2 separate regions of the Homo sapiens genome follow, and region 2 is linked to region 1. A link is a loop called in an ENCODE intact Hi-C map of the cell type or tissue named here. Cell type or tissue: B cell. All regions are shown on one strand. Each heading gives the region's core, and the rest is flanking DNA. Links, peaks and the distances in the headings are about the cores only.

Evidence for each region. Hi-C counts contacts between places; a loop is a spot of excess contacts. Peaks named below come from ENCODE experiments on the same cell type or tissue, not always from the same donor. Only the 100,000 strongest peaks of a DNase experiment are listed, where the experiment ranks them.
Region 2: a loop joins it to region 1, with 2.2 times the contacts of the local background. A loop is called at or near these places in 2 of 110 quality-filtered maps.

What each region holds. Positions count from the first base shown.
Region 1 is chr9:80,148,064-80,165,206 of GRCh38, reverse strand. No RefSeq gene overlaps it. Among named protein-coding and RNA genes, the nearest start is that of LINC01507, 330 kb to the right of the region's middle. RefSeq lists an enhancer at 7,774-8,275. In B cell, for the core only: no CTCF peak of the experiment used is centred there; a DNase peak (open chromatin) is centred at 8,176; H3K4me3 peaks cover 573 bases; H3K27ac peaks cover 1,044 bases.
Region 2 is chr9:80,075,572-80,092,714 of GRCh38, reverse strand. No RefSeq gene overlaps it. Among named protein-coding and RNA genes, the nearest start is that of LINC01507, 260 kb to the right of the region's middle. In B cell, for the core only: no CTCF peak of the experiment used is centred there; a DNase peak (open chromatin) is centred at 10,384; H3K4me3 peaks cover 1,105 bases; H3K27ac peaks cover 2,240 bases.

The sequences.
Region 1 (17,143 bases), core at 4,830-12,829:
TATTTTCATAATACCACTGGCTCCAAAGAGCAAGCCCACAGCTAATAATTGCAGGCCCTGAAACAAGAGAAAATACAAATCCCCACATATCATATATGCAAATGTTGATAAGTTATAATTCTACCAGAATCTGTTAGGTTGGTTTTCTCCTCTTCTCTTGAAAATATCCTTAAAAAGAACTTTAAAGGACTGGTTAAAATTTTGAAACATATCCAATTTTTTATATAATATAAAGTCAAATGCAAGAGCCAGTCATCATCAACAGCCTCCCAACCAGAATAAGCTACATAATTTATAGGGCCCAGTGCAAAATATAAATGCAAGGCCACTATTAAGAAGGAGAAGCAAAATATGATTAAATGTACTAAAATAGGAAGTTTTTCCTTTTCTTTTTCAACTTGTTCTGGGTTTTTGTATTTGCTATTTGAATAAAGAACAATTAAAATTTTAAGTGTTTAGCATGAATCTTATATCCTCATGTTACACAATGCCAATTTAAATGCAAATATTTTTATATTGTAAAATGTTTATAGTGAACCTTTTTATATTGTACAATGGCAGCTTTATATGCAAATATAGGCACATTTAACTCATTTGTAGAGTGACCTAAGTGATAAGATTTGTATTGCATAGCTCATACATGAATATATATTTCACTGTTAACACAATAGTGGAAAACTGCACAAAATTAATTCAACTCCTTTTTCATTCCCTTTTTTGTGTGTACATGCCTACAAAAATTTCTGCCTTTGGCTTATTGATAAGTCAGGAAGTACTAAAAGGAAAAGGAACTATGAATTGTCCTATCTTTCTCATTCCTTCTATGTCATCATTTTCATTGTAAATGATTGGCTAATAAAGAGAATTAACATGCACAATAAAGAATATGCTAGAGTTCTTTGATAATTTGTGTTTCTTAGAATGCAATTGCACTCTCTCCACATTTAAAGCAAGTTCTGCTTCAGATGAAAAGCTTAGCCTATCAGGGCTGTTAGCAATCCCACTTAGACATAGACCTAACATGTATACTTGTATTGCTTCGAGTCTCACTGAAGTCCTGTTCACTGTGGGTCTACTAGATTCCATGCCAATGAGGCACTGTGACGGCGTATGCAAATGCAGTGGTAAAGAATGGCAGTGGATGTCCACATGTCATGTACTTCCTCTATTCATGTGCACGCTTAGTTTTCTCACTAGATTTGATGTGTGAAGAACAAGTTCAAGGATGAAATTATTAAGAATAGCAAGATAGCAATAACAGAGTACTAAACTAAGTCTGAAGTCCTTCTCTGTGTGGATGCCTGTATGATTACACAGGTTACATACCAGTAAAGCCAGCAGTAGGCCCACCCTACTCCTCTTCCCACCCCTGACTCCATATTGAACACTATCAAGCATATTTCAGCTCACACATACAGGCTATGTTTCATTCCCTACAAACAGCTATGTGTTGACCACCTGTCCTTGGGAGGACAGAGTTAGGGGAGAGGCCTGTGCAGGTACTCAAAGCAGACTTGAAGCTTTGGCAGGAAGTTTCAGGGTCCCAAGCTACCTAGATCATGGTTTAGATACATAGGATCTGGTCCATGTGGGCATGTGATCTAGATCCCTGATCTCCTCATTCAAACAGGAGGGGAGTAACCAAGGCCAGACCGGAGTGGGATCCTCTAAAGCACAGGGCTCATAGAAGGGACTCCATTTGTCTGGGTTTAGGTAATGCCAATCAGTCAGCCAATGCCATCAATGTTTTTCTCATTCTCATCATAACTCATATTTTAATTTAGCATTTTACATGTTTTATCTTATTTTGAATTTTTGCTGTATTAGTACCATTTCCCTTTTGTTACCTGGATGTCTTTTCACTTTTTGCACATGTCCTTTCTTAAATCAATTTTATTGGAGAGATACTTGAGTAGCCACAAAAGTGTCTGTAGACCTCTCTTTGGTTTCTCCCATACTTATGTTATTAACAATGATATTGTCAGAATTTCATTTTCTGATATTACTGTGAATTGACAGAGCTAAGTGAGACAACTAGAATTAGAAAATTGCAAAACTTTATAGTCTTATGAGATCTATGACTCAAGTAGTTACTAAGAGGCTTGTCCTATGGGTAACAGGACATTGGTGGCATAAAGAAGGTTAGGTCCCAGACCTCCCACCTCCCAGTCTAATGCCCTGTACTTATGTATACTTTTTCAAAGCAGAATTAGCCAGTGATATCTTCATCATTTGACCTCTGGGTTATGAGGCTAGCTCACACCACTGATGAAATGCAGCTCTGGATGTGATGGTCCAAGAGATCAATCAGACCCAGTATTAATACTCTGACAGGTATCTGAAAATATGTACAATGTATTCCTGTGGAAGTCATTGCTAATCAAAGTCTTCTTACTCCTAGAGTTTTATGCTTCTTTCTTCCATTAACAATGAAAATTAGGGCCAGGTGTGGTGGCTCACACCTGTAATCCCAACACATTGGGAGGCCAAGGTGGGCAGATCACCTGAGCTCAGGAGTTCAAGACCAGCCTGGCCAACATGGAGAAACCCCGTCTCTACCAAAAATACAAAAATTAGGCAAGCATGGTGCTGCACCTGTAGTCCCAGCTACTCGGGAGGCTGAGGCAGGAGAGTCGCTTGAACCTGGGAGGTGGAGTTTGCAGTGAGCCAAGATTGCGCCACTGCATTCCAACCTGGGCAACACAGCGAGACTCCATCTTAAAAAGAAAAGAAAAGAAAAGAAAATTGGCACAAACTATAAAACCTGTAACCATCCCACCTATGTAACTTAGAAACTGAAAATATTACACAGCCCAGAATACATATTTAATATTAAACTGAAAACAATGACAACATAGTTAACTTCTAACATTTTGTAAACAACTATTTCAAAACAAGCTTTGGTCAAAGTCCTTGTATCAGTCAAAAATTGCTATTAGATTGGTGTAAAAGTAATTGCAGTTTTTGCCATTAAAAGTAATATAATAATGCTGTGTAACAAACATTGAAAAAATGATTGGTTTACACACCAGACTTGCATGGATTAACAGAACAGATGGTGCTGTTGTGCTTTGTACTGCAGGCCTTCGGGTTCAGGTCTGCAACAGGTGTGTTTTATGTCCTTGGACCAGCAAGTAAGCCACAGTTAGTTCTTCTCAGGGTGATGTCTGATGTCAAGAAAGCAAGTAGAGGCTGGGCATGGGGGCTCATGCCTATAATCCAAGCACTTTGGGAGGACAAAGCAGGAGAATTGCCTGAGCCCAGGAGTTTGAGACCAGCCTGGGCAACATAGTGAGACCCTGTCTCTACTTAAGAGAAAAAACAAAGAAATGCAAGTAGATACATGGGACCTCTTAAGACTTAGACTTAGAACTGGCATACCGTCACATCTGCCTATGTGCCATTAGCCAGTCCAGGTCAAATGACCCAAATTCAAAGATAGGGAAAGTCAGCCCATCCATAATGAAACCATGGTCAAGGTGTAGATGCAGAAAGGATGGAAAAATTGGAGACACTCTTTCAAACTACCACTGGCCAAATGCCAAGAAGAAGAAAGAATTTTGGAGCCATGCTTAGAGATATTAACTATATTGTGCTAAAATATATTTGCTTAGTTCACGTGAGCTTTTTAAATAATCTCTGCTGCTTGTTTAATTAATTGCTGTGTGTAAATATTTCTGTTTTCAGGGAATCTAAAGATTCCATCATTTTATAGGAGAGATGGGTTTTTGATTGTACTTGATTCACTGTTCTCTTTCCTGCAATATGAGTACCACCCAGAGGACCCAGAACAGATGTCCCTTTGCCATTTAGTATTATAGCCATGATATTTTAGTAAGACCTGTCATCATCCATTCTGGAAAACAATCTTAAAAACATGGCTAGGGCCAGGCACAGTGGCTCATGCCTATAATCCCAGCACTTTGGGAGGCCGAGGAGGGTGGATCATTTGAGATCAGGAGTTCAAGACCAGCCCAGCCAGCATGGTGAAACCCCGTCTCTACTAAAAATACAAAAATTAGCCGGGTGGTAGTGGTGTGCACCTGTAATCTCAGCTACTCAGGAGGCTGAGACAAGAGAATCACTTGAGCGTGGGAGGCGGAGGTTGCCAATGAGCCAAGATAGTACCACTGCACTCCAGTCTGGATGACAGAGTGAGACCCCATCTCAAGAAAAAAAAAAAAAATGCTTGGCTGAATTGCATGTAAATTTCAAGTCTTTCCTTTGGAAATCCTGGTAAGTTTAATTTTTTAAGTTAAAGTTAAAAAACAACACCAACAGACACCACTAACAGTATTACTTATATTATAAATAACATAACAGGATTATAAATTATAAAATGGGGGTAGGGACAGGAAATATTTGACCCCAAGGAAATACTAATTATATTAATATCTACCATCTTTGAAAAAGGCCATTTATTTTCTTTTTTTAGTATTCTTCAAATGCATCATATGCATTATACAGCCCTTACCTAAAGAAGTTTTAAAAAACATTCTACAATAGAAAGTTCCCAGATACGGTTTTTGAAGAAGATTTAGTGGAGGGTGGAAAGGGAAGCAGCTAGTTTGAAAATATTATTTAACAAAACTAAAACTGCAACTTTGTTTCATTTTAAAAATAGACATTGCATTGCTTCATGTTTTCATTTTATGACTAAAATACTATGTGTATTGCATTTCTTCAGACAGATGTGAGTTTCTGGGTCAATTTGAAATTTGGTTAATCATTCATTTTTGCTAGCTACTTTAAAATGTTGTTTATATTAAGTTAAATGAAATCAATAAAAGGAAAAATGTCCCAAGCCTTTTATGCAATAAGGTTTCCAGTACAGGCCAGGTCAATTACCCCTCTGATACCTACAATTGGCATTTTAAATGATCAGGAAAAAATAGCTGTTACTGATAGTTTTTCAAAGCCAGCTTGGTTACAAGCCATTTCATAATCTCTGTAGAAAAGTGTTTCAGGAGAAATTAGATTAATTTTTAAAGGCTCTTTACCCTTGGGTTTACTGTAAGAATTCATCACCTTAACACACCATGTTTATTAAGCAATTCCATGTTTTATATATGATGTATATAAAATCTGGTTGTGTGAGGGGTTTATATTTAGCTGTATCCAAGGCTGAATGAGACAATCAGGGTGACAGGATGTTAACATATTAAACATATTAGTAAATAGGGCTTTAATTTTAACAGTAGGAGAGACTTGCTTCTATGCCATATATTATTTTGTTCGAATATTAATCACATCTTCCAAATTTTCCATGATTAATATCTAATGGTCATATTTTCTATGCATTGGGAACTTTTTTTCCCTTAACTATTACACAGTTATTTAATGACGAATTCCTCACAATTGCAAAATGATGTTTAGTTTTTTGACACACTGGTGATAAAATTTAAAATTTAAGGAAAAAAAGCCCTCCTAAGAATTGCATTACGGAGAACAAATCTTGCATTGGCCAAATGGTTTTACAAGGTAAGCCTTTCTGTCTCATTGATAGAACGTAAAGAACCCCTCAGTCACCTCCAGACTTAAAACACTCTATGGTGCAGAAGAAAATATAAATTCCCATCCTTGTTGCTGCCTAATTTTAGTTTGCCAAATGATGAGTCATTTGTTACTTTTCAAGAAATTATTTCCCCAAAAATAGTTTGCCTTATTTATTTTTACACAATTAAAAGAAAGAAAGAAAGGAAGAAAACTAATGGATAGCGAAAAGCAATTAGAAGGAACAATGTGAAGTTGCAGAAGGATTATATCCTTGCAGAAGATAAAGAAAAAAAATGCACGTATATTCTCTACATGCTATTAGAAAGTGTTAGTTTATTATTTGTTGTGTTAAACACATAGACATACAGATTAGGAAATATAATGATTTCTCTGTTGTTTAGAGACATGGAGATCAAAAGAGGACAATTATCCATCCTTCCATTCATTTAGTAAAATTTGAATGAGCACATACTATGTGCTGAGCATGGATGGATAAGACATGGAGAAAGCTACAACCTCGGTAACATTAGCAAACTGACATCCTCTTTCAGCTGCCTAATTTTAAACAGTGCAAACAGATGTTAGATTGAAAAGTTATGTTGTTTATTTTCTTTGAAGAAAAGAAGTGGGAGACTCGGCCTTCCCCCTAAAGCTCCCCAAAGGCTCAGGAGTTGAAATTTGTTGTTTACTGTGTAAAGTAAAAACAACAGTATTTGCATCCTGTTTCCACTGGGGGATTAAAACACAATGGCCCTTAGCTCTAGCGTGGGCTCTGCCTTTCAACCATTTATAATACTGAGTATTACTGCCTTGGAATGAGGAGGCTACAGAACAGGGAGACAATGTTAGAGTTAGTACATTAAAGCAGATTTCTAATTCTGCATAACTAGCATGCATTTACTTCATTAACTAGCAGTTACATTTCCCACGCCTTCAATTAACACTGGTTTCATTTTAAATGCTATCAGTTAAGACAAGATGCGATAAGAAAACATCATTGCCAAGCAAGCATTCCTCAAACACTGTCTGATTTATCTCTTTGGCAATTCATTAAAATGCAAAATATATTGAAATTGATTTTCAGCACTTTCAGGCAGGAATGTTTGTAATAATGTTAATTTGCAAATTTCCTTTTTTTTTTTTAAGTCTCTGTGCTGTAGTCGCCATGTTTAGCTGGAGGCTATTTTTATTGTGCAGACAGAAAATGAACAGCGAACATTTATTTCTCATATCTTTCTGAGAAACCTGAGGTGCATGAAGATATTTGTTCTGTAACAGGCATAGTCAATCTCCTTCACTCGCTTTCGTCGCTATATATCACCAGCAAACTCCCAGCTAGTCCTGCTGTAGCAATTAACCTGCCAGAGCTCTCTCCTGTCAAACTTGTTAATAATAAACTCCTCCCTCCACCACCCCTGAGAGAGACAGAGCTATAGATTCTGGCTCTGCAACTTCCATAGAGGCTGAATTATTCAGAATCAGCATGATTAAGAAGATGACATGGATATTAGTTAAAAAGACATACTTTTTTTTCTCTCTCCCCTGACTGAGGTTTAAACCTATTAAGGTTTAAAGCAGTGGAGGCAACTGATCTTTCCCTCTTTAGTGCACCAGTCCTAAAATAGGAATCCTTGAAAGACTATTTACAATACCTTGTCAATGTCCAAGTTTATGAATAAAAAGTATAAATACCAGGAGGGAAGTGTCAGAGTCAAAATGTACAGCTCGTGTAAATCTAGGAACTGGCTAAAAATAATATTTTCACCCCAAAGAGACAAAAGGAGCGGGTTTGTTTCAAGAAATTAGTCATGTTTCAATTGTTATTCTTATAAGCAATGAAAAAGCTTCTCATGTTTGTGTTTTTTGGGTCAGTTTCAAGTGGACCAAACTGTGATTAATTATAAGTTTAAAATCCGGATACACGCTCTGTCAGATAACAAGTCGTTAGACTCTAGAAATAGCATATCCCTAACAATAATCCTTGTCTTTATGAGGATGGCAGTATTATAAATGTCATAATGGATTGCAAATGAACCAGCTGTTTACATTCTACTGTAGCACATGAATGGGAGGCTAGCAAGCCAGGAAATAAAAAGAGATTGAGGAAAATTTACTGATACCAAGTCACAGAAAAAAGCCCAAGGAACTCAATTTTTACGCATTCCCATCCAATTTACCCTTGCTGACTTTTGGGGGGGAAGTGTAGCTTTTGAAACCAGTTGTATTATTTCACTTTAAGATGCCTTCTAGTATATTCAATAGACCCATCAGAGTTATATGTTCCTTTTTCAGTCTCAAGCTGCCCTCACCATATGAGATTGGTTACTGTCTGAGGACTTTCAGAGAAGGATTTGAATGCAATTTCAAGGGCCAGACAGAGCAGCTTTCAAAACACTGCAAGCCTAGGAAAGCAGGGTTAGTGGCCCAGGAGGGGTGAGAGACTGGTTTTCTCTTTCTCATTTCACTTCAAGCTAAAGCACCTTTTGATCCCAACCAGGTGAATTGGAAACAGCATGGCGTTTCTAATTGAATGACCCCACCCATCCAAGCTCTGTAAAATGGCAATTATCAGTAACTACATTATTGCCAGCATCTTCCGCATTAGCCCATGGAGACTGGTGATTCCTTTGGGAACAGAAACACTTTGCTCTTCCATGTATGATTAAACCTAGGTCCACCCATGAGATTTCAGCAAATAGCCAGGCTGCTCACATGTGCTTGTTAGCAGATGGCCATTTTCTGCACATCAGGTATGAATCATAGGTGTTTGTTATGCAAAGATCTTATTTCAAGTTTCATGTCCTCTTTTATCAGCCAGAACTAGAACCCAGCAAAGGGATGCAAAGGAGGGGTACAATTTTACATTACAAATTAGGAGTGTTGCTTTATGGGGCATTACAGCTACTCTATTTAAAAATCCAATTCAAAAGATAACATTACCACTTTGTTATGTTCGCATTTTCAGATAAGGCACCTTACCCCTGGCTGCAGTTTTCTTATCTCTCTAATATTCATGGAGTGGTAGCTTTTAATTAAACCATCCACAACTCTATGTAACTCAAAGTGTATATTTTACTGCTGAGGGAACCAATAGTCAAGAAAAATTCCATATTTTTAATTTATTTTTAATGCCTGGATAGTTTTATTATCAGTGATGTCATGAACAGTGTTGTCCTACAAAAATGACTAAGTGCTGTGTTTCAGGAGACATACAGATCATATCAGGGGTCCCAAAAGTTCATGAGACTCTTGATTTTCACAGATGGGTTATTCACAGATTTGACTTTGCCAGAAACTCTTCGAGGTCCGTAATATGTAACCATTTGTCATTTTCCCCAGGCATAATTTTATTCACATGCATGGCAGATCCAGAATGTGGAGGTGAGTCACTAAATTACTGATTTCTCCAAATTAACTATCTGTCTTCTTCAAATATAAAATGCATTGACTTCTGTGACATCTCAGACTCCTGATTTTTTTCCAAAGGTCACATTTTCTCGGCCTTGTTTTCAATTCCATCACCTAGATGTTAAGGTCCACACCTCTTTTTCAGTCTTCACACTCTCTTCAGGTCATCTTTTTGATGCCCAGGATTTCAAGTTCTATGTATACGTTGATGACTCACAAGTACAAATTACCCACCCGTATCTTGCTCCTGAAATTCAGAGGCAAATACTCAGCTTCATCTTGCACACTGGATATCCTACTGGCACTTAAATTCAATATATGCAAAATAGAATTCATAATAATAATAGTAATAATGCACATAATATTGAATTAGCATTTAATGCTTATTCTCATAATCTTTACCAAAACCCTAACATGTAGGAGACTGTCATATTCCCCATTTTACAAGGGAGGAAACTAGGACTTAAAGAGGTTAATTGTCAAATGTCAAATGTTCACAAAGAGTTATGATTTGGACCTAAGTGCACCTGCCCAGAGTCTATGTTGTTTATCACCACTCCCATGCTGACTACCCTTAGTTTCCTCTTTCACTTAATTCTTCCTAGTGGTGTTTCCTATTTGGATGGTGCAACTGCTTCAGGGTGACTTTCCTGTTCCCATGGAGTAAGTTGGGTTTCCAGGGCTAAAGTCTACAATTAGTTTTTTAAATTAGCACCTTTTTTCCCCCCCAGAGAATCTGTAATCATGTATTTGACTTTTAAACCTCTCAATAGCCTGGGAAATACACTGGACAGATACCAGCTCCATTTGAAGTTGAGAAAACAAAGCAAAACAAATTGCTGAGGGAGGGAATAGTTCCGAAAGAGGGAACAGCAAGTGCATAAGCCCGGGTGGGGTAAACATAAAATAAAAGTAGCATTCTCAAATAACAGAATCATTTATTTTTTAAGTTAGAGCACAAAGAATGAAAGTGAGGAGGGGCAAGAGGCAAGAGAGGCAGACGGGTGCTAGATCACAGAGGCTTTTACAGGCCATGTTAAAAACCTGAAAATGTATTCTAAGAACAAAACAAGAAACACTTCAGCAATGGGATATGAAAACCCAAAGGTCGTTTATTTAATTCTCAGTCATTGATGGGCAAAACTGATCATAAAGACTGAAGTTTAAAATTTTTTCAATGCATGGAGGATGCTGATGAGGAAGGGCAGAAGAAAAATGATAAATTGTGATCTTTTTACTTATGCATTAAAGGGGCAAGTACTCCAGGGAACCTTGTGTAAGATATTAAGAGAATAGGTCTCCTAATAATATTACATATGTGTGTGTGTGTGTGTGTGTGTGTATATATATATATAATTATATATAATATATTATATATAATTATATATATATAGTATTTTTAAAGCAGTTTTAGGTTCACAGAAAAATTGAGTAGAAAGTACAAAGTTCTCATATAGCCCCAGCCTGCACCCCCTTACTCTACCTCAAACAGCCTCCCTGACCATCCATATCTAGCACCAGACTGGAACATTTGTTACAACTGATGAACCTACCTAGACACATCCATATCACCCAAAGTCCATAGTTTACTTTAAGGGTCACTCTTGGTGATGTATATTCTATGGATTTTGGCAGTTGTATGATGACATATAGCTATCACACCAAGTTGTTTCACTACCCTAAAAATCCTCTCTGCTCTGCCTGTTTATCTATCCCTTCCTCCTAACCCTGAACAACCACTGATGTTTTTACTCTAACCATAGTTTTGCCTTCTCCAGGGTGTCATATTGTTGAAATAATATAGTATGAATCTTATTCAGACTAGCTTATTTCACTTAGTGATGTGCATTTAAGTTTCTTTCGTGTTGTTTCATGGCTTGATAACTCATTTCTTTTTAGTACTGAATAATATTTCATTCTATGAATGTACCACAGTTTATTTATCCATTTATCAGTTGAAGGACATCTTGGTTCCTTCCAAGTTGTGGCAATTATGAATAAGGTTGCTACAAACATACATGTATAAGTTTCGTGTGGACATAAGTTTTCAGCTCCTTTGGATAAGCACCAACAAGTGCAATTGCTGGATCCTATGGTAAGAGTATGTTTGGTTTTGTAGGAAATAGTCACCAAAAACTGCTGCAACATTTTGCATTCCCATTAGCAATGAATTCCTGTTCCTATTGCTCCATATCCTCGTCATCATTTGATTTCGTCAATATTATGTGTTTTAGCCATTCTGAGTAGATACGTTGAAGTATCTAACTATTGTTTTAATTTCCAATTCCCCAATTACATATGATGGTGAGCATCTTTCCATTTAGTTGTCATCTGTATATCTTCTGTGGAGAGATGTCTGTTCAGGACTTTTGCCCATTTTTTAACTGAGTTGTTCATTTTTTTAATTGTTGAGTCTTAAGAGTTCTTTGTATGTTTTGGAAATCTGTTATCACATCTCCTTGATTTTCCCAGCCACTAGGGGTTGTCTGCACTCCTTGGCTTGTGGCCCCTTCTTGCCCCTTCGAAGCCATCAGTGCAGCTTCAGTCCTTAGGTAGTACACTTCTGAACTTGCACCTGTCATCACATTTTTTAACTCTCTCTTTTTCTGTCTCCCTCTTCCACTTTTAAGGACCCTTCTAATTACATTGGGCCCACCCAGATAAGCCAGGATAATCTCCCTTTTTTATAGTTAGCTATTAGCTCCTTAATTCTCCTTTTACCATGCACCTTAACATATTCACAGGTCCTGGGAATTAGGAGGTCGGCACTTCTCAGGAGGCATTGTTCTGCCTACCACAGTGCTCCATAAGTATTTGCTATTTATTAGTAGGAGTAGGAATTTTAAAACAATATGAAGTCACTACTTATAAAATGATTAATATTGAGTTAATAAAATCTTAATATTTTACAGCTGCCTTGTTTCCACTTAATTCAAAGCAACAGTTATTTTTTTTCTTTCTTAGCAGTTTAAATGTATGAATCTGTTTAAAGTATTTAACTTAGTTTTCATAGGAACAAAAACTCTTGTCTTTTCACACTCACCTGGGGCGAAGAATTTATACAATATTTAATTAAACTAAATAACGATAGTGATAATTATACCTGCGATAAATGCATGGGGAGAAGCACAACCGGCTATTGGTAAGCATAGAACTCAGACTCAGCTGGAGAAGCAAGAGAGTTTGGGCTCATCAGAGGAATGCCAACCAGTGACAGACACACAGCATACAGGGAGCATTCATCTGTGTGCTTTGCAGAGGGAATGAAGATTGTCCATTAATCTGGTAAACCAGTTAAGTGGAAGATTTTTGAAGAAAGCTTCTGCTCTGCTTCAAACAATAGAACACAGGCTCTGCAGGCAGACATCAGTTCTAATTCATTCTCACTCATATCTTACAAGGTAGGTTACTTTGAGCAAATTAATTAGTGTCTAAGATGTTCTGTTCCCTCCTCTTGTCAAATGAGGATTAAAATAATATCTACTTCACAGTGTAGTGGTAAGTTCAGTACTAACCTTGTTCTTGCAAGTAAAGATGTTCATTGCATGCTAGTCAATAAATCACAAGTATTTGCATACTATTTTCATTAGTTCCTCGAGTAAATTCCTACACATAAATTGCTGAATGCAAGTGTATATAATTCTCTTAATTTTAATACAGCTATTATCAAAATTATCTCCAGAAATATATGCTCATTTCACTTTTGCCTATAATGTGTGACAGTGTCCATTTCCTTAAAAAAAGTGATAATATTTTGTATCATTTAAAAATTGCCGTTTGACAAAAGCAGTGTTAAGAGGAAAGTTTATAGTGCTAAATGCCTACATCAAGAGGACAGAAAGATCTCAAATTATCAACCTAACCTCACACCTAAAGGAATTAGAAAAATAAAAACAAACTAATCCCAAAGCCAGCAGAAGAAAAGAAATAACTAAAATCAGAGCAGAACTTAATGATATTGAGACTCAAAAATCCATACAAAGGAACTACGAAACAAAAACTTGGTTATTGGAAAACATAAGCAAGATTGATAGACTCTAGCTAGATTAACAATGAAAAAATGAGACAAGAACTAAATAAGCACAATCAGAACTGACAAAGGGGACATTACAGTTGATCCCATGGAAAATACAGACGATCCTCGGAGATTACTATGAACTTCTCTATGTGCACAAACTAAAACATCTCGAAGAAATAGATAAATTCCTGGGTACATACAAGCTCCAAAGATTGAACCAGGAAGAACCAGAAATCCTGAAAATACTAATAATGAGAAATTGAATCAGTAATAAAAAACTTACCCTCCAAAAAAATCCCCAGACCAAATGGATTCACAGCCAAATTCTATATACCAGATGTGCAAAGAACTGGTACCAATCCTACTGAAACTATTCCAAAAAATTGAGGAGGAAGGACTCTTCCCTAACTCTTTCTACAAAACCAGTTTCATCCTGACACCAAATTCTAGCAAAGACACAACCAATAAAGAAAACTACAGGTCAATATCCCTGATGAATATAAACTCAAAAATCCTCAGTAAAGTATTAGCAAACCAAATCCAGCAGCTCATCAAAAAGTTAATTCACCACCATCAAGTGTGCTTGAATCTTGGGATGCAAGGAGGGTTCAATGTACATGAATCCATAAATATGATTCAACACATAAACCTAATTTTTAAAAAAATGTATGATCATCTCAATAGACATGGAAAAGCTTTGGATAAAATCCAACATACCTTTACAATAAAAACCCTCAACAAACTAGGCATCAAAGGAACATACCTCAATATAATCAAAACAATCTCTGACAAACCCACAGACAACATCATACTAAATATGCAAAAAGTGGAAGCTTTCTCCTTAAGAACTGGAAGAAACAAAGGATATCCATTCTCGATATTCTTATTCAACACAGTACTGGAAGTCCTAACCAGAGCAATCAGGCAAGACAAAGAAATATAAGGCATCCACATAGGAAAAGAGGAAGTCAAATTATCTCGCCTCACTGAAAATATGATTCTATACCTAGAAAAACCTAAAGATTTTCGAAAAGATGTCCTGGTCTGATAAACAATTTTGGCAAGTCTCAGGATACAATATCAATGTATAAAAATTGGCAGCATATCTATATACCAATAAGGTTCAAGCTGAGAAGTAAGTCAACAGTACAATCACATATACAATTGCCACAAAAAAGGTAAAATACCTAGGAATACCTCTTACCAATGAGATGAAAAATCTCTACAAGTAAAGCTACAAAACACTGTTGAAAGAAATCATAGATGACACAAACAAATGGAAAAGCCTTCCATTCTCATGGACTGGAAGAATCAGTATCATTAAAATGTCCATACTGCCCAAATCAATCTACAGATTCAATGCTATTCCTATCAAATTACTAACCTAATTCTTCACAGAATCAGGAAAACACTATTCTAACATTCTTATGGAACTGAAAAAGAGACCAAATAGCCAAGGCAATCCTAAGCAAAAAGGATAGCTGGAGGCATCACATTACCTGACTTCAAACTGTACTGCAAGGCTATACTAACTGAAACAGCATTGTATTGACGCAAAAATAGACACATAGACCAATGGAACAAAATAGAAACACCTGAAATAAAGCCACACACCTACATCAACCACTATTCAACAAAGTTAACAAAAATAAACAATGGGGAATGGATACCCTGTTCAATAAGTGGTACTAAGAAAACTGGCTAACCATATGTAGAAAAATGAAACTGGACCCCCACCTCTTATGATATATAAAAATTAACTCAGGATAGATTAAAAACTTAAGTGTAAGACCTCAAACAATAGAAATGCTAGAAGAAAACCTAGGAAATACTATTCTAGACATTGGCCTAGGCAAAAAATTTATGACTACATCTTCAGAAGCAAATGCAACAAAAATAAAACTACAATTGGGGCCTAATTAAACTAAAGAGCTTTTGCATAGCAAAATAAGCTATTAACAGAGTAAACAGACAACCTACAAAACAGAAGAAAATACTTGCAAACTATACATCTGACAAACGACACTGTCCAGAACCTATAAGGAACTTAAATCAACAAGAAACAAACAAATAACCTAATTAAAAAGTAGGCAAAGAACATAAACAGACACTTCTCAAAAGAAGACATGCAACTGGCCTACAAACATGAAAAAATGCTCAACGTCACTAATCATCAGAGAGATGTAGATCAAAACTATAATGAGATACCATCTCACACCAGCTAATATAAGCTATTGTTAAAAAGTCAAAAGAAAAATAACAGGTGTTCATGAGGTTGTGGAAGAAAGGGAACACTTACAGACTGTTGATGGGTATATTAGTCCATTCACATTTCTATGAAGAACTACCTGAGACTGGGTAATTTATAAAGAAATGAGCTTTAATTGGCTCACAGTTCTTCAGGCTGTACACAAAGCATGGCTAGGAGGCCTCAGGAAACTTACAGTCATGGTGGAAGGCAAAGGGGAAGCAAGCATATCTTCACATGGCCAGCAGGAGACAGAGTGAAAGGGGAGGTGCTATATACTTTTAAACAACCAGATCTCATGAGAACTCACTCACTATCACAAGAACAGCAAGGGGGAAATCTGCCTCCATGATCCAATCACCTCCCACCAGGTCCATCCCCGAACATTGAAATTAAAATTTAACATGAGATTTGGGTGGGAATGCAGAGCCAAACCGTATCAGCGTGAATGCAGATTAGTTCAGCTCCTGTGGACAGCAGTTTGGAGATTTCTCAAATAACTAAAAATAGAACTATCTCAACAAACTAAAATCAGAACTACCATTCAACCCAGCAATCCCTTTACTGTATATATACCCAAAGGAAAATAAATCATTCCACCAAAAAGACACCACCACTTGTACATGTATCACAGCACTATTCATAAAAGCAAAGACATAGAATCAACCTAGATGTACATCAAAGGTAGATTTGATAAAGAAAATGTGGTACATATACACCATGGAATACTACACAACCATAAAAAGGAATGAAATAATGTCCTTTGCAGCAACATGGATGCAGCTGGAGGCCATTATTCTGAGCAAATTAACACAGAAACAGAAAACAAAATACTGCATGTTCTCACTTAAAGTGGGAACTAAACATTGGGGACACATGGTCACAAACATGGGAACAATAAAACATTGGGGGTTCCAAAAGGCAGAAAGGAAGGAGAGCAAGGATTGAAAAACTACCTATTGGGTACTATTTTCACTACTTGGGAGATAGAATCAGTAGAAGCCCAAACCTCAGCATCACGCAATATATCCATGTAACAAGCCTGCTATGTACCCTTTGAATCTAAAATTAAAATAAATAATAATACAATAAAAACAGCCAATTGAATTGCCTAAATAAGTAGTATCTGAAATTATTCTTTTCATTTGAATTTCTGTGATTATTGCTTTTGGGAATTCTTTCATGTAAAATTTTATTGACCAATTGATATCCTCTTTTTGTGAGTTATTTGTTAATATCCTTACCCCATTTTAATTAAGAAGTTTAAAGTGTTATGACTGATTTGTAAGATTTTGATATATTAAGCCCTATGTCATATAAGCCCTTAATTTTTCTGATTTATGTTTTACTGTCTGTTTTATTTATGTGTCCTAAAGATATCCTTGAAAGACAATTCCTGAATTGCCTCTTTCCTTTGGGAGGAAAACAATTTTAAAACACCATCTGCCTGAGATTTCTTATGGCTAGTAAATTTCCCAGTGATACTACGGCATGCAATTCAGTGTTCATCAAAGAGTTCATTTGAATCTTTAGTAATTATTTGACTTTTTAAGAAACCATGACTATCTTCAGAAAGTTGTTTCTTCTTTACATTCTTCTCATACCTTAGGTACTAAACCAACTTGTATTTGTGATCCCTGACTTTTTTTTCACCAATCAATTTCTATTCTTTTTAAATTGCATATTTGAGTAGGCTTTCCTTTATTTAGTAACTGTTGCCTTAAAGCTTTTTATTATAGCACCTCTGTCTGTTAAGTAACGTCAACTTCCTTCCCATCACCTCCACACTTCTAATCCCCCTCCTCACAGCCCCCTTGCTGAATGAAAAGCAATGAAATTTTTTTGTTGGAAGCTTTGAATGAATAATTCATGTGGAAAAATCATCCGTGTTGTGCATGCTCAGAAGACAGAGCACTTCTCTTGTCAGTCACAATGGCTTGGGTAGGACTAAGTGCTGTTCTGTGTGTTCTTGG
Region 2 (17,143 bases), core at 5,669-13,668, 73 kb after region 1:
CAGTAAAACATGGCTGTCCATAGACAAAATACATAGCAGCATGTGACAGGGAGGTTTCCTCAGCCCTCCTTCAGAGAATGCTCTTCCACTGGCTTTCTGTGTTCAGGTTATTTCACATCACACCTCATCTCTGAACTCTCTAAATGTCCATGTGACTTTTCTCTCCTTTGCCCACTCGCCCTTTCTGAGTCTCTCTGTCTATTAGCTTCTCAGTGCTAACTCTCCTTCACTTTCTGCTTTCACTGCATCTGGTTCTTCTTTGGCAACAAAATGGAATCCAATATTCATAAAAATTGTTGCAAGTATTATCTTTAATTCTCACCACTCTGGATTGGAGATATGATTTGTCGTATTTTGTAAACAGGGAAACGGGGAGTTGGAAATGTAACTCATCATACTGATGTCATCCAACTAAAACATTCAGTCACAACATGCATGTAGGTTTCTCTTTTTTTTAAACAGCTTTTAAAGATGTAATTCACATATTATACAATTCACCAACTTAAATTATACAAGGCAACTCAACAGCTTGTAGTATATTCACAGAACTGTGCAACCATCACCACAATCAGTTTTGGAATATTTTCACCACCCTCAATACAAACCCTGCACCATTTACCCATCAGATTCCAATTCCCCCATCTCTTCAGCCTTAGGCAATCTGCTCTCTGGCACCATAGGTATGCCTAATCTGGACATTTTATATAAAATAATCCTATAACATCTGGTCTTTTTGACTATTTCTCTCATTAAGCATGTTTTCAACATTCATCCATGTCATAGCACATGTCAGCACTTCATTTATTTTTGTGGCTGAATAATATTTTATTATGCCCATTTTGTTTATCCATTCACGAATTGATGGTAATTTTTATTATTTCTACCTTTTGGATACCAGAAAAAATGCTGCTATGAATATTCTTACATAAATTTTTGTGTAGACATACGTTTTTATTTCACTTTGATATATACCTAGATGTAAAATTGCTGAGTCATGTGGTAACTTCACGTTTAACCTTTTTTAAAAACTGTTTTCCAAAGTGGAGGCACCATTTTGTATTTCTACCAGCAGTGTATGAGGGCTCCAGTTTCTCCACATCATCACCAATGTTTGTTATTATCTGTCTTTTTTATTATGCAGAACCTTGACTAATACACCATTTTAATGGGTCTGAAATGGTATCTCGTTTTGGTTTCTATTTGCATTTCTCTGATGGTTAATGCTAGGCTTTTCTTGAAGTGCACCTTAACATATTTATTACAGTTTTTCAATTCAATGTTAAAATACTTAAATCAGTAAGATAGAAATAAGAGAGTACATGTATACACTAAGCTGATATAAATGTGCATGCATGTGTGTATACATGCGTATTGGGACATGTTTATACTGCATGTGTGTCTTACAAGTATGTATACATGTGCATGTAATTGTGTATATCTCAGAACTATTGAAAGCATGGGATCTTGGGTTAAATTGCTTTAGGTCAGATCCAGGCACTGCCATATAATACCTGAATGACCTGAAGCAGGATGCTTAATTCCTGTAAGTTCATTTTCCCTATCTGTAAGTGGGAACAATAGAAGTAGCATACATAACTTGCTTCTCATAGTGCTTGCTAAGTTGTTTGTTTATAACTATTAGCTAAGTACTTCTACATTCATTGACTCTTTAACAATGAGGAGGTGTTTCCTGTACTGTGCAATTAAAAACATCAATGAATTGTACATTTTATAATTGTACATATTATTTGTTTCTAAACATTTCCAGTCAATGTTTTCATTTAGGCTTTAATAGATTTATTGTCAGAGATCAGTGTCCCACCATAACTAATTGGTCACCCTATTCTTTGGATTAGTCAAAAATTCTCCATACAAAAAAAAATAAGAAACTGATAATCTTATTGCAAAAGAGCATCATCAGTTTTCACAGCAAAATGCCTCTCATTTTGATACAGCTCCAAGAGAGGTCTCAAACCCAACCAAAATCAGAAGAGGGAGCCACCCGGAGCCTGGAACAGTGTGTGTCCTTGAAGGACAGCAAAACTCTCCTTCCTTTCTTCTCCACAGCCTCCCGATTTAGCCCTTGCATTCCCCACTCGTCAAACCTGGGGAGCAGTAGAAATAAGCAGCACAAATTGGCAGATAATGCACCTTATTTCCATGTAGAAGCAGGTGCATTTTCCTCCAGATAAGTGGTGCAGTGACACTGATCCGCTCTGACAGGCCAGCTGATCTAAAATAACTCAGCACACATCACCACTAGCGGGGGAATCTTCTCCCAAGAGCTTATTCCGAAACTCTTCAATCCCCCGGGTGATAATTAAAATTTACTAGATAATATTTGCAAAGCTCAATGGCCCTAGTTACAGCAATTATCAGTTACTAAACGTTAGTGCCAGAGATGTCACCTGATGATTGGCTTTTTTATCCAAGAGGATTTTCCCTCTTCCCCATCCTCTTATTCTTTTCCTCCAATTCTTCAAGAAACTGAATGAACTAAATGTCTCAATTGGCTGAAGGTGGAGAACTGGGGAAATTCACCATCCTACACTTAAAATATTCTTTTCTCATTGAACCACTAGTTGCTGAGTTTTAAACACAGCACCTGATCCCACCATAAAAGTAAGGGGCTAAATTGGAGGACCACCTTTGAGCCATGATCCAGTAAAAAAGGTACCCCTCACTCATCCATTTGCCTCATGAGTACATCAGTTTACCCAGGTACAAAAAGGGCCTAGCCAAGACCTGCTAATCTTATTCTGTTATTGCTAATGATTGCTCTTGAAATGGGAGGTGATATTTCTATACAAAGGAGATTCAATCAATTTATTGAATTGGCCACCAAATCAGCCATAGGCAAAGGACCCAACCACCTGTGTCCTGCTCTGACCCGGTTTTCTGCAGACCACATGGGGAGCTGATTGCTGCAATGACATACAGATATATTTGCTGTGTTAAATTGTGTTCGTAATGCACTTGATGGCCTTCATTTTATTTTATTTATTTATTTATTTTTTGAGATGGATTCTTGCTGTTGTCACCCAAGTTGGAATGCAGTGGCACGATCTCAGCTCACTGCAAACTCCGCCTCCCAGATTCAAGCGATTCTCCTGCCTCAGCCTCCAAGTAGCTGGGATTACAGGTGAGCACCACCACACCCGGCTAATTTTTGTATTTTTAGTAGAGACAGGGTTTCACCATGTTGGCCAGGCTGGTCTCGAACTCCTGACCTCAACTGATCCACCCTCCTCAGCCTCCCAAAGTGCTAGGATTACAGGCATGAGCCACCTCGCCTGGCCTAATGGCCTTCATTAAGCAGATAATCTGTGGCCAGATTCTCTTTAAATCAATGACCTTAAAATTAATGATCAAATTTCTTTAAGTTCTAATTCAGGAAATACATCATATCCATGGGCAGGCGTAGCTGAAGTCTATTCTGGGACAGGGGCAACTTTTGCTCCTTGTTCATACACCAGTGACAAACTTTTGCCAAGACACAATGATCCCAGTTATTAATTTATTTCCAGAGGAACATTTTTTTCAGAGTTCTTTTCATGACGGAGAGCAACTAATATTTATAGAATATCTTCTATTTGCCAGATATTAATGATTGCCACTTTTAAAAAAAGACATCTTTCTTAGCATTGGCTGAACTATAATGTTCATTGTCCTTAACCTTTTTAAATCCGTCTCCTTTCAGAAGCACAGGGAAAGATGACTGTCCATTTTTTTATAATCAGGGATATATGCAGCAGCAACATGAAGCAGTGGAAGAAAGACCAGACTTTATGACAGAAGACCAGGAGGTGATTTGAAAACTCTACCCGCTTCCATCTCTGTGGCCTGCACCAAAGTATTTAACATTCTGAGCTTCTATTTACCTCACTGGGTCAAGAAGAAACAAGACGTGTGAAGGAGCTTAGAAAGATATGACATTCTATGCAAACATAAAAAAAAGACAGGACTTGGTCAGGTGCGGTGGCTCACACCTGTAATCCCAGCACTTTGGGAGGCCGAGGCGGGCAGATAGCCTGAGCTCAGGAGTTCGAGACCATCTTGGGCAACATGGTGAAAGCCCATCTCTACTAAAATACAAAAAATTAGCCAGGCTGGTAGAGTGCAACTGTAGTCCCAGCTACACAGGAGGCTGAGGCACGAGAATCACTTGAACCCCGGAGGCAGAGTTTGCAGTGAGCCGAGATCACACCACTGCACTCCAGCTTGGGCTACAGAGTGAGACTCCATCTCAAGAAAAAAAAAAAAAAAAAAAAACAGACAGGGCTTTTACTCCAAACATGAGGTCAGTAGAAGTGACCTTCACAAACACTCATAATGCTCACTGAGATCAAATTGAAGTGTCGCCAAGTTAAAAAGTTACAGCTGGTGATATCCTAGTATATGATTATCATCAATAGTTTAAATAATTTCTGTTCCTGATCCATAAGGTTTTCTTCAGACCCAAGCAGGTTAAAGCCAACTCATAACAACAATTAATACACTAGATCATTCAATTTCTTTTACTTCTCATTTTCTCACTTTACTTGTATATACTGAACAATATCATACAGGAACAAACTTACATTCTTCTCCTTAAGCCTCTTCTGTATTTCTTATAAGATTTCATTCTTTTTTTTTTTTTTTTTTGACACAGTATCACTCTGTCACTGAGGCTGGAGTGCAGTGGCACGATCATAGCTCAATGGAGCCTCGAACTCCTGGGCTCAAGTGAGCTTCCTGCCTCAGCTTCCTGAGTAGCTGGGACTACATGCCTGTGCTACCACGCCTGGCTAATTTTTAAAAAATCTTTTTGTAGAGACGGAGTGTTGCTATATTGCCTGGCTTTGTCTCAAACACCAAGCCTCAAGTGATCTCCCTGCCTCAGCGTCCCGAAATGCTGAGATCGAAGCCACCATCCCTGACCTTCCTATAAAATTTCAAAAGAATGAAATTTATCTAGTACATTCTAGAAAAGTCTTGTGGTCAGACTTAACTGATCTTCCACCAGGTTAAAATAATTTTTGTGAGTATGTCTGATAAGCTATAAGTATGTCCAATAAACCAAAGAGTGAAAAAAATTTTATAAAGAAGCAAATTCATCTGAATTGTCAATAGCTCTTTCTCTGGACTAAATTGATGATGAAGCATTTGCATGAGTACTATCCTCAACCACAAAGTATTTACTAGTTGTCAAACATTTGCTGGTAACTTCTTGGTACTGATCTACAAATCATTTCAAATACATGGAGACTCTTACTTAGCCAGGTAGTAGTGTAAGGAAGAGCAGTCTAAGCAAAGGCAGCAGCACAAGACCTTGAGTGGGATAAATCATGGCTGGAATGTAGGTGAAATGTGGGCAGGGCAGGTGGGAAGTTAGCTCATAAAGGGCTTCACAACCTCAGCCTCTTGGTCAAGGTCCTAGGAAGAAACAGAAATCACTCAAATGGTTTCATAAAGATACTTTAATAAAAGTGATACTTACACATGAGTAGGCAGTATTTAGGGGGCAAACAAGGGTTGGAACCCAGGCACCTAGAGAATCACAACATCAGGGAGCTGTCATCACCTCCTACCCTCGCCCCTAGGAGGAAGGAGAGGGGAATAGGGCTATTAGAGTACAGTGATAGCAGGACCTGTAGAGGGAAGGCTGCCCACCTTGCTGGCAGAGAAGCAACACAGAAACAGAGAGGCAGCAAGACAGAAACACCTCTCAACTCTCTCCTTCCACCCTGCCAGTGTCTCCCGGCCAGTGCCTTTCTTTGAACATAGAGCAGAGCAGAGAAAGGAAGGGGAGGAAGATTGGTGAGCAGAAAATAACTAGTATATTCTATTTTGTATTTTATCCTAAGAAAAATAAGAAGCCTTTGAAAGATTTTAATCACAGGAGTTAAGTGGTGAAATTGAGCAGCTAGGGCTTTTTTGTTACAGATTTTATGAGACCACAGCATTTAAAGACACGTATTTTTCCATATTGGCATTCATTCACTTGGTTTAAAAAAAAATGTGAGATGCTTCTGGTCTGTTTCAAGTTTAAAAATGAATGGAAAATGAATATCAAGACTGAAGACAAATTTGGATACTCCAGTAATAAATATAAATCATGCTATGAAAGTTCGTAGGTGATTCATAGTGCCTAGTTAGAGAATAGCAATGAATTCTGTCGATGATCATGTGTGGAAAATTGGGGGTTTCTTTTACGTTGTCTTTTAGAATGAGTTAGTTTTGCAAATTTTCATCAAAGGATTTGTTAAAGTTCAGATGTTTCCTGTTTTTGACAATGAAAGTTATTCTTTTTTTCCTTTTTTTCTGTGTTGGGTGGTGTTTCTAACATTTGTTGGAAGGAAAAAAGCCACTTAGGTTCTATGGAGATAGGTTGATTTCCTGCTAGAGTTCATTTTTATGCCCATGTTTACCTAAAATTGAGATCTGGGAGCATTTTGAGAGAAATTCTAGACCTTTTAGTAAAAAAAAAAAAAAAAAAAGAGAGAGAGAGAACATGTAAATATATAAGGTGCATATTTGTACAGTGAAAGAGCTATGAAGAATTCGGTTTTCTAAATCAGTGATTCTACTACTTTGCTGCATGTCGTATATAATCTAGGATATTTTTAACACTGTTAATTCCCAAGGCACCCTAAAAACCAACTGAAACAAAATCTGAGTAAAACCCAGTGTATTAGTCCATTTTCAAGCTGCTGTTAAAGACATACCCGAGACTGGGTAATTAATAAAGAAGAGGTTTAATGGACTCACAGTTACATATGCCTGGGGAGGCCTCAAAATCATGGTGGAAGGCAAGGAGGAGCAAAGTCACATCTTAAGATGGATAGTGGCAGGCAAGAACTTGTGTAGGGGAACTCCCCCTTGTAAAACCATCAGATTTCATGAGACTTACTCACTATCATGAGAAAAGCATGAGAAAGACCTGCCCCCATGATTCAGTTACTTCCCACCAGGTGCCTCCCACAACATGTGGGAATTGTGGGAGCTGAACTTCAAGATGAGATTTGGGTGAGGACACAGCCAAACCATATCACCCAGAGATTTTTTTAAATTATTCTAACATGCAGTCATGTTTGGTGATCAAGAAAGATATAATTCAAGCCTTAAACTGTATTTATTTTAAAGTTCCAGACATTTAAAATCCTGGTGATGCACGCACATGTTTATCATAGCACTATTCATAATAGCAAAGACATGGCATCAACCTAGGTGCCCATCAGTGGTGGTATGTATACACCATGGAATACTTGCAGCCGTAAGAAAGAGTGAAATTATGTCCTTTGCAGTAATGTGGCTACAGTTGGTGGCCATTATCTTAATCTTGGTTAAATTTAACACAGAAACAGAAAACCAAATGCTGCATGTTCTCACTTATAAATGGGAGCTAAATATTAGGTATAGATGGACATACAGATTGGAACAATAGACACTGGGGACTCCAAAAGCTGGGAGAAAGGGAGGGAAACAAGAGTTGAAAAACTACCTATTGGGTATTATGTTCACTACCTGGGTGATGGGTCCAATAGAAACCTAAACCTCAGCACCAAGCAACAAACCTGCACATATACCCCCTGATTCTAAAGATAAATAAAAATAAAATAAAATGCTAGTGATGTCAGCCTAACAAGTTTCCAGATCCCTCCACCTACAGTCTACTACTCTTAATATTCAGTTTCAAATTTAAATGCATAGAGGTGGTTGAGTTGACCTCAATGTGTTGCCTCCACATTGTGCAATGCCTCTGTGTGCATCTTTAGTAATAGGCTTTTATAAATAGCATATAATTTAAAAAATGCCTGATTTTAAATGTGTTAAAATTTTATTTTATTATTATATGTTGGGAGAGTTCAAGAAATATAATGATCATTATTATTTACATGCCATAGAAAAATCACTGGTCTGTACTTTAGTTCAGAGGTAATTACAGTCTCTTTCAGTGATGGCTGCAATGAAATGTCAATCACTGTCAATAAACACTATACTGAAATCAACCCAATCCTGCACTTCAACATGGTTTTTACCTTCAGACTTCTTTCTGTCATCAAATACTCACCTGTGTCCTGTGTTTTTGAAAGAGGATTTGTGTGAGATGTGCCCTGACTCATTCTGAAGCATTTATCTGATTTGAGTTCTAGCTCAGTCTTTACTATACTGCTCTCTCTCTGTTTTGGCTAACCAAGGACAAAATATTTAATCATACTCAACTTGGAATAAAAGTCAGTCTCTGGAAATTTCATGCTTACCCTCGTATCCTCATCCTTTTACCCCACAGTAGACATGCACCATCATTATGTGTTCTGCGTAAACTTCTCCTGAGCCTTTCTTCTCTACAATTTGTGCTGCTGCAACATTACGATTTTCATTGAAAAACTATGGTGTGGACTGAGCATAAGCAACCACTTTCACCCCAGTCTAAAATCCTTAGAAATGAAACAAACTGTTTTAAAAGATTTTATAATGTTACTGGAAAATAAAAAACATTGTCTCTGATAAATGCAAAAGTTTGATGAATTTCTGAAGAATAGAAAGCTGATAGGAATGAAATAGGAACCGAAGGCTACATCAAATTGTAATGAAAATATACAAAGTAAAGAAATGGTACTGAAATCAGAGTGGTTTGGGGCAGGGGTCCCCAACCCATGGACTGCGGACTGGTACAGGTCCCCGGCCTGTTAGGCACTGGGCCGCACAGCAACGCTGCATCTGTATTTACAGCTGCTCCCCGTCGCTGGCATTACTGCCTGAGCTCTGCCTCCCGTCAGATCATCAGTGTTATTAGATTCTCACAGGAGCGGGAACATTATTGTGAACTGTGCATGCAAGGGATCTAGGTGGCACTCCTTATGAGAACCTAATGCCTGATGATCTGAGGTGGAACAGTTTCATCCCAAAACTATCTAATCCCCAACCCGCCCCCTCCGCCACCAGCACCCTGGTCTGTGGAAAAATTGCCTTCCACGAAACTGGGGGACCGCTGTTTTAGGGGAATATTCAAAGCCAAAGGATACAGGTAATGATTATGAGTCCTTAGGTAGTTATCAACTGGAGCTATTACTTTCTTTGTACAAATGTTTTGAGAGGACAAAGTAACTAAGTTTCCTCCCAGATGTGTCAGTGAATGGAGCAATAAAGCCAGAGAATTCCGGATATATAAAGATCCAGTGAGAGATGGAGAGGGTACCTTCAAAATTGCAAAGCAGGCTGCAGCATACTATATTCCACAGTATTTCTATCTCTCCAAAGACCAGGTTCTGCAATCACAACATGCAACCACAAACAGGTAATAGTGCTGTGATAAACATGTGCATGCATCAACAGCATTTCAACTGTCTGGAACTTTAAAATAAATATGGTTTAAAGCTTGAATTATATCTAAGAATCAACAAATAGCTGAGGAAAACCAAAACCACAAAAGAAAGAACCCTCATTCAAAAAGTACAAAACTAATGTGAAAAAATATTTAATGGAGCAAGTAGACTAAATTCTAATGAAATTATGTGAATATGTTTATCATATGTATAAAAGCATTTTATGACAAAATATGAAGATTTTGGAAATAAAAATACTATACATTCAAAAGGTGAGTTGAATGACAAAATGAACTAGGCCGAAGAGTAAATTAATGAGCTAGATGATCATGCAAATAATTTCACAGAACAGTGTGAAAGGAAAAAAAAAAATGGAAAGTACAATGAAATAAATAGTTGCAGAGAATAGATCCAGTATACCCAAAATCCATTTAATAGGAGCATCAGGAAAAGGAAACCTAGAGAATAGAGAAAAACACATAATCAATGAAATAGAAAATGTTTACAGAGCAGAAGAAATATATTGAAAAGACCCAAACTTACCAACCTGGAGAATGAGTAAAATGTCATAGCTAAATATACCAAGGTGTGATTCTTCTACAAGCAAAGACTAAAAAGAATACCACTCCTAAAATATTCTAGAAGGAAATCACTTTCGTAGCTTCCCTACAAAACAGAAAGAAGCATTTTCACATCAGGCTTCTCCTTGACAACACTGCATACTGTGAGATAGTAAAACAAAACTGTCAAATGTCTAAGAAAAAACTCCCTCTGAAAGATATATGATTTCTGCATATTTGAAAAGTTACAAGTAACCTCAATTTTCTTCAAGATGTTAATATTAAGTGATGGTGAATCAATATTATGGAATATTACTCTATGGCTTGATAACAGCACAGCAATAAGCATTTGGGGCAGCTTCTCTCAAGATGATTGCCACTTCTAAAAGCAGTGGCTGTAAGGTGGAGAAGGCAAGCACAGCTTCCAATAGACTCATACGTCTGAGCCCAAAATGAAGCTCAGGTCCTGCCTAGGCAGAGGGTCCTTGTAAAAACTCATGCCTTTGGGAGGTTCTGAGGGTAACATTGAACCAGAAACAGACCAGGCCAAACAGGAAACAAAGTCTAGGTTCAAATAATTTTAAACCCTTTGGGATTTAGATGACCTGAGATTCTTAGCGTCCCTAGAATAACTGCCAGTCAGAAATAAAGTGAAACCTCATTAGAGGAAGAAAACATCATCCTGAGCCCCAAATGATTTCTGAGGTTTTTCATATGCAAGCTTCAGCATCCTGATTAAACAAAAATAGGGTATTCTGGAGACATAAATCAATCAACCAATCAATAATAAATAAGCAAATTTAAAGAACAACAACCAGACATACAAAAAGAAGTAACTAAAATCAAAGGAAAAAAAATCAGGAAATAAAACAGACACATAGGGTAGTCAGACAATGGAGTTATAAAACACGCACTTGAAAATAGCTATCATTAATCTGTCAAAAAAAATAGAGGACAAAAATACAAATTAGAAAATTTCATTTAAAAAAATAGATAACCTGAATCATTTCATATATATTTAAGAAATGGCCAGGCACGGTGGCTAACGCCTGTAATCCCAACACTTTGGGAGGCCTAGAAGGGCAGATCACCTGAGGTCGGGAGTTCGAAACCAGCCTGACCAACATGGAGAAACCCTGTCTCTACTAAAAATACAAAAAATTATCCAGGTGTCTTAGTGCATCCTGTACTTCCAGTTACTTGGGAAGCTGAGGTAGGAGAATCACTTGAACCCAGGAGGCGGAGGTTGGGGTGAGCCGAGATTGCGCCATTGCACTCCAGCCTGGGCAACAAGAGCGAAACTCAGTCTCCTCAAAAAAAAAAAAAAAAAAAAAAAGAGAGAGAGAAATAAATTTATGGGTAAAATTCTCCCAAATCTCTCAATATAAAAGACTCTAGGCTCCTTTAATATCTCACAGTTCTCTAGGGCAGAATTTGAGGTACAGTGGGCTAGATTCTCTGCTCAGGATCTGGCTAGTCTAAAATAAGGTATTAGCCAGGGTGCGTTCTCATTGGGAGCTCTGGATCATCTCCAAATTCTCATGGTTGTGGCAAATTCAGTTCCTTGTGGTTGTAGGCCTGAGGTGCCCATTTCCTGGCTGGCTCTTAACCAGTGGTTAATTTCAGCGTCCAGAGACCACTCACGTTGTTTTCCTCTTGGCCCTCTCCATCTTCACAGTCAGCAACAACAACAAAAAGCCCTTGCATATATTCCTTCTTGTTGTTTAAATCTCTTTCACCAAGAAGAGCCCAGTTTCCATTAAGGTCACACTGGATTAGCCCTACCAAGAATCATCTGTCTACCTCCAAGTCAGATAATTTAAACTCTTAATTACATCTGCAATTCCCTTCACAGCCCCAACTAGATTTGTCTTTGATGGACTAACTGGAAGAAGGTCAGTGTACACCAGGGGTAGGAATCTTAGGGGCCATTATAGATCTCTGCCTACCCCACCCATTATCATTCTTTTCTAAGTATTATATGTTTATTTCTTCAACACAATGGTTATTTACTACTTTTTACTTAGCTTACAAATAAAGATTGGTTTCCATTTTGTTTTCCAACTTTACTACATTATGTAAAATAATCTGAATAATATCAATGATTTTAGATTGGTTGTACATTCACTTACGGCTTAACAGTCAAATTTTATAAAATTTCCCAAGATTGTACATTTTCTGTTTACGAATTATGGAGTTAGATGACACATATGCACAAAATATATGTGCAATAATATAGGTTTAAGATAGCTTAAACCTTTGATACAGTTTAAACCTCAAATTGTTCAAGTATTTGATATCTATTTTTGTCTGTTTCTGTAATCTGTTTTTAAGAAGGATGTGTTTGATATAGCTATTTTTCTCTAGAGTACTGTCGGTTATTTTAATTATACTTCTAGGCTTTATTTTTGAGGGCACAGAATTTACTATCAACGTGATTTCTTTTATCAATATACAAAGGGTTTTTTTCGCTCTTAATACATTGTTTACCTTAGTTATATATTATCAGATATTATGATTCCCACACCAATATATTTTTATTCTCTCTTTTAGCCACAAATATTCCTTTTGTCTTGGTTTTAAGCATGTTTCCTGAGACACGTATTGTTGAATTGTATAATTTATGCAATCTGAGATTTTTTACATTTTCCACATCTATTTATTATTCGTTCCTTCAGTTTTATTCTCTTTCCCACCCCAATTCTTAATGCCCATTGGATAGACTGAGTTTCCTTTGGCTTGTGTAAAAATTATGCGTTCTGTTTTTGTTCTCATGTTTGCTCCCTGTAGACTAAGACTCAAACTCATATTTACTTTTCTAATTGATTTATTACATCAATATTCATATCACTTTCATAAGACAGGAAGTTCAACATGCTTATGTACTCCTTTGTCTGCTAACCTCGCCTTCTCAATGAGGTCTCCCTTGGCCAATTTGTATAAAATTGTAGTGTGCACCTCCCTATATTCCCTATTCTCTATCCTTGATTTATTATTCCCCAAAAACATTTATTAATTTTTAATTTGCCAATTTTTTAATTCTGTTTCCCTCTTAAAGGAACACAAGTTTCATGAAGGTGGGTAGTTTTTTTTTTTTTCTTTAACTTTTATCTTAGGTTCAGGGACACATGTACAGGTTTGTTATATAGGTAAACTCACAACACGGGAGTTTGTTGTGCAGATTATTTCATTGGCCAGGTACTAAGCTTCGTACCCAATAGTTATTTTTTTTTTATCTGGTTCCTCCTCTCACCCTCTACCATAAATAGGCCCCAGTGTCTGTTTTTCCCCTCTTTGTGTCCGTGGGTTCTCATCATTCAGGCCCCACTTATAAGTGAGAGCATGCAGTATTTGTGTTTTTGTTCCAGCATCAGTTTGCTAAGAATAAGGGCCTCCAGCTCCATCAATGTTCTGGCAAATGACAAGAACTCATTCTTTTTTATGGCTGAATAGTATTTCATGGTGTAAATGTACCACATTTTCTTTATCCAATCTGCCATTGATGGGCATGTAGGTTGATTCCATGTCTTTGCTATTGTGAATAGTGCCACAGTGAATATATGTTTGCATATGTCTTCATGATAGAATGATTTATATTCCTTTGGGCATATATCCAGTAATGGGATTGCTGGGTCAAGTGGTAGTTCTATTTTTAGCTCTTTGAGGAATCACCACATTGCTTTCCACAATGGTTGAAATAATTTACACACGAAAGTGGGTAGTTTTGCCTGACATGTAGGAGATAATAAATATTTGTAGAATGAAGAAACAAATCAGATCTCTAATCTCAATTTGATCTGAAACTAGCTGTGTGACCTCAGATGAGTCATCTGATCACTCTGGGCCTCAGTATATTCATCTGTAAAAATGAGAAAATAAGTTGAGATTTGTGCTATTTACTTTGTACTGTGCATATATAAATTACCTGGTGGTATTTTTGAAATGCATGTTATAATTCAGTTGGTCTGGTGTGTGCTGCCTGAGCCTCTCCATTTCTAACACCTTCCTAAATGATGCCAATGTTGAGCATCGGTGAACTGCTCTTTGAGTTGCAAGGGATTAATCTTTAAGGTTTCTTTTCTCTTTTTAACTCTACAGAAGAGACTGGCAAACCACAGCTTGTCATCTGTTTTTGTAAACAAAGTTTTATTGTAACACAGCCATGCTCATTCGTTAACATTTTATGTATGTTATGTTGTTTTTACATTACAACAATAAAAATTAATTGCAGTACAGACCATGTATGATTTTAAAGTTGAAAATATTGGCTATTTATCCCTTTACAGAAAAAAATGGTTTGCTTTAGTATCAATTGCCTCTGTATCAATTGCCTCTGGCAAATATTTTGGAATTTTAGTGTATTAACTATGGTTCATTATTCTAGTTTTTAGTTTTTTCTTAGTTGCTTTATTTTGCCTCATTTGCAGCTTAAATATTCTCTAAGACATAAATCATGCCATTTGCTTATTTTATGTCTCCATGAGCACATGGTTGGAGAAATCTAAAACTGAAAAATGACCTTAGAAACTAGTTAGTCTGAATTTGCATTTAAGAGGCAGGGCCTGTGGTGGGGTGGAGTAATTGTTCAATGTCACCTAAGAGCTAAGACAGGCAGAGGGGAACTCAGGTCTCACATGCTTTGTGTTATACAGGCTCCTTGCCTTTATTTCTAGGATTTAAATGAGACATATTTTGATTGTGCTTATGGCAGTGGTCCAGCTATGAGCATTGGCAATCATTTATCCAAGGGCTCAAAGAGGACTGAGGTGAAGGGGCTTGCCTTGGTTTAAGGATCTTCTTTAAAAATAATTCAGCCTAAGAAGGAAAAGTGTTGGGCCAAGGTCAACAAACAAAGTCTATAGGGAAAAGAAGAGGGAGGGAGATCAAGGGTGTACCAGCCAGATCCCCCTTGAAGACCAAGATACTCATTCCCCCAGTTTCACAGAGTTTGCTACAGACCACTCCCATCTGAATCCTTTGGGACTTGCCTTCAGTTGAAAACCACCTCTCTTAAGTTTATGTCTCCTACCTGAGACAATCCACATCTCATAACTGCATGATGAGGGAGTACAAATTCTAGCTCCTTGCTTCAATGGCAAACAACTCTGAGGAGCCAGGCCAGCTCCAGATCTCCCCAATGCAATCGAAAAAGGCCTCTGTTACAACTTCATCACAATTAATCTGCTTCCTCCTCCAACCCCTGCTGCCTCACTCCCCCACAGATTATTCTTCCTCTCCCTCTACCTTATCAGCTTCTTTATGTCCCCTCACACAATCATCAGTCTTTTAAAAAAAATAACTTTTTTTTTTTTTATAGAGACAGGAATTTCACTATGTTGCCCAGACCGGTCTTGAATTCCTGGGCTCAAGTGATCCTCCTACCTTATAGGCATGAGCCATCATACCCTTCCTTCCTTTGTCTCTCTCTTCCTTTTTTCTTTCTTTCTTTCTCTTTCTTTCTTTCTCTTTTTCGTTGTTGTTTTCAATTGTTGGTCTTGAATGTACTCTCAGTACATATCCTGCATACAAATCTCCTTCTGAGTCTGTCTCAGGAGACCCTGAACCAGGGCATTAACAATTACCCAGACCAGCATCTGAAACAGTCACTGAGCATTCTTGACCACAGCTTGGAAGAGGTGGGTGGCAGTGATGAGGAAATAGAAACACAAAGATCAGTTTCATTGAAGTTATCGTGGCATTGAATTTGCTTTAAGAAGGAACCAACTGGATTAACAGTGTTGGTGCTGGGCCTGTGAGCACTAACTTGAGACGCTGTGGCATTATAGGTGCCAGGGTCAGTGCCAACATCACTGTGGCACCAATGTCCTTAGTGTTTGGCATCAGGGACTAGCTCAGGAGTTGGTAGCCTCGCCTGACAGATACCACCACAGTGAGCAGAAGGGGAGGAGGAGAACCTCAGATGTGGGGGCCAAGAGGACTATGTTCAAAAATACAGGAGGCATCCCTTGAGGTTTCGAGAAACAGTTGGCCAGGTGGGGGAAAAAGGAGGGTATAGTTCCTGCAGTTTTGCCAGAGAAATATGATTTTGGTGAGAGCATGACCTTATTTATACTCCTTGGATGGTGTGGCCTGGGGAGACACTGGCTAACACTCATGGTTTCTTTCACTATTAAATTCTATTCCCAGCAATTTCAGAGCAAATAATTTCACATAACACTGTCTGCTTTCTTTGATCCATGTGAGGGGAAGGATGAATCGTCAGCTCCCCTGCCCCATCAGTCCTGCCATTGCCCAAGGCACAATCAATTTTAATATGCAGGGGAAATAGACCACACAGGATCTATGGCCTCCCTACAGGGACCTGACATATTAACTGTTGTAATGCCTCTAATTCAGTCTATTTACTTTGGGATCGGCCTGTCTCTCCTGCTCATCATTTTAACCCATACATTGGCAGTGTCATGACTACTTAGAGTGATGGGGGTGATCCTCGGGGCATAGTCATGAGAAGCCTGATGAGCCCATGTTGCTTCAGGGTAATGATGACTAATTTCATTCACTTCCCTCACCCCTGCCTTGAAATCTTCTCTTGCCTTTTAAATTGACGTCTGTCAGAGGGAATGAGACTCTGCTGGTGTCAGGCTTGATGTATTGGCCCTGTGGAGGCATTCCTTCTTGTCGTGAGTGGAGACAAGTGAGAGGGGTAAAGAATAGCAGAGGAGGGGAGGTGGGGGATGGAGAGAAGGAGGACCCTCTGGGAAGATGAAAAATGAGCAGAGAAAGAAGGAAAACATCTTCAACCAAATGCCACTATTTTGATTCGAACACTTTAACAGCTTTTCCGATGTAGAAGCAGGCTATTGAGATGATTTCACCCCATGTATGTCTTAAAGAAAAAACTATTCAATGATGCTTGTTAAAGTATGGTAAGGCAGACTTTATTTAGATGATTAGCATAGGTGTAGAGACCTCTACAGTGACATTTTGCAGTGGGAGAGAGAGACTGGGCTCTACTTCAAATACAGCATACGCAAATGGGAATTGACATCCAAGGAGCAGCATGGCATCAGTGGATGGAAAATTGCTAAGAGAATCCTCAAGGATAAGGGGGAATCCTGGCTGAAGCTACTTAATGACATTCTTGCTGAAGACAGGCCAGGGTGCTCAGACATCACTTGGGGGATGGTGGATGATGAGAAACCTGATCAGATATCAAGGATAATCAGAGATCAAGGATGATCAGCTATTGGCAGGGAGTGTATTTGCTAAACTAACCTAGCAGGGTTCTTTGCTAAGATTTCATGTTATGAGGAA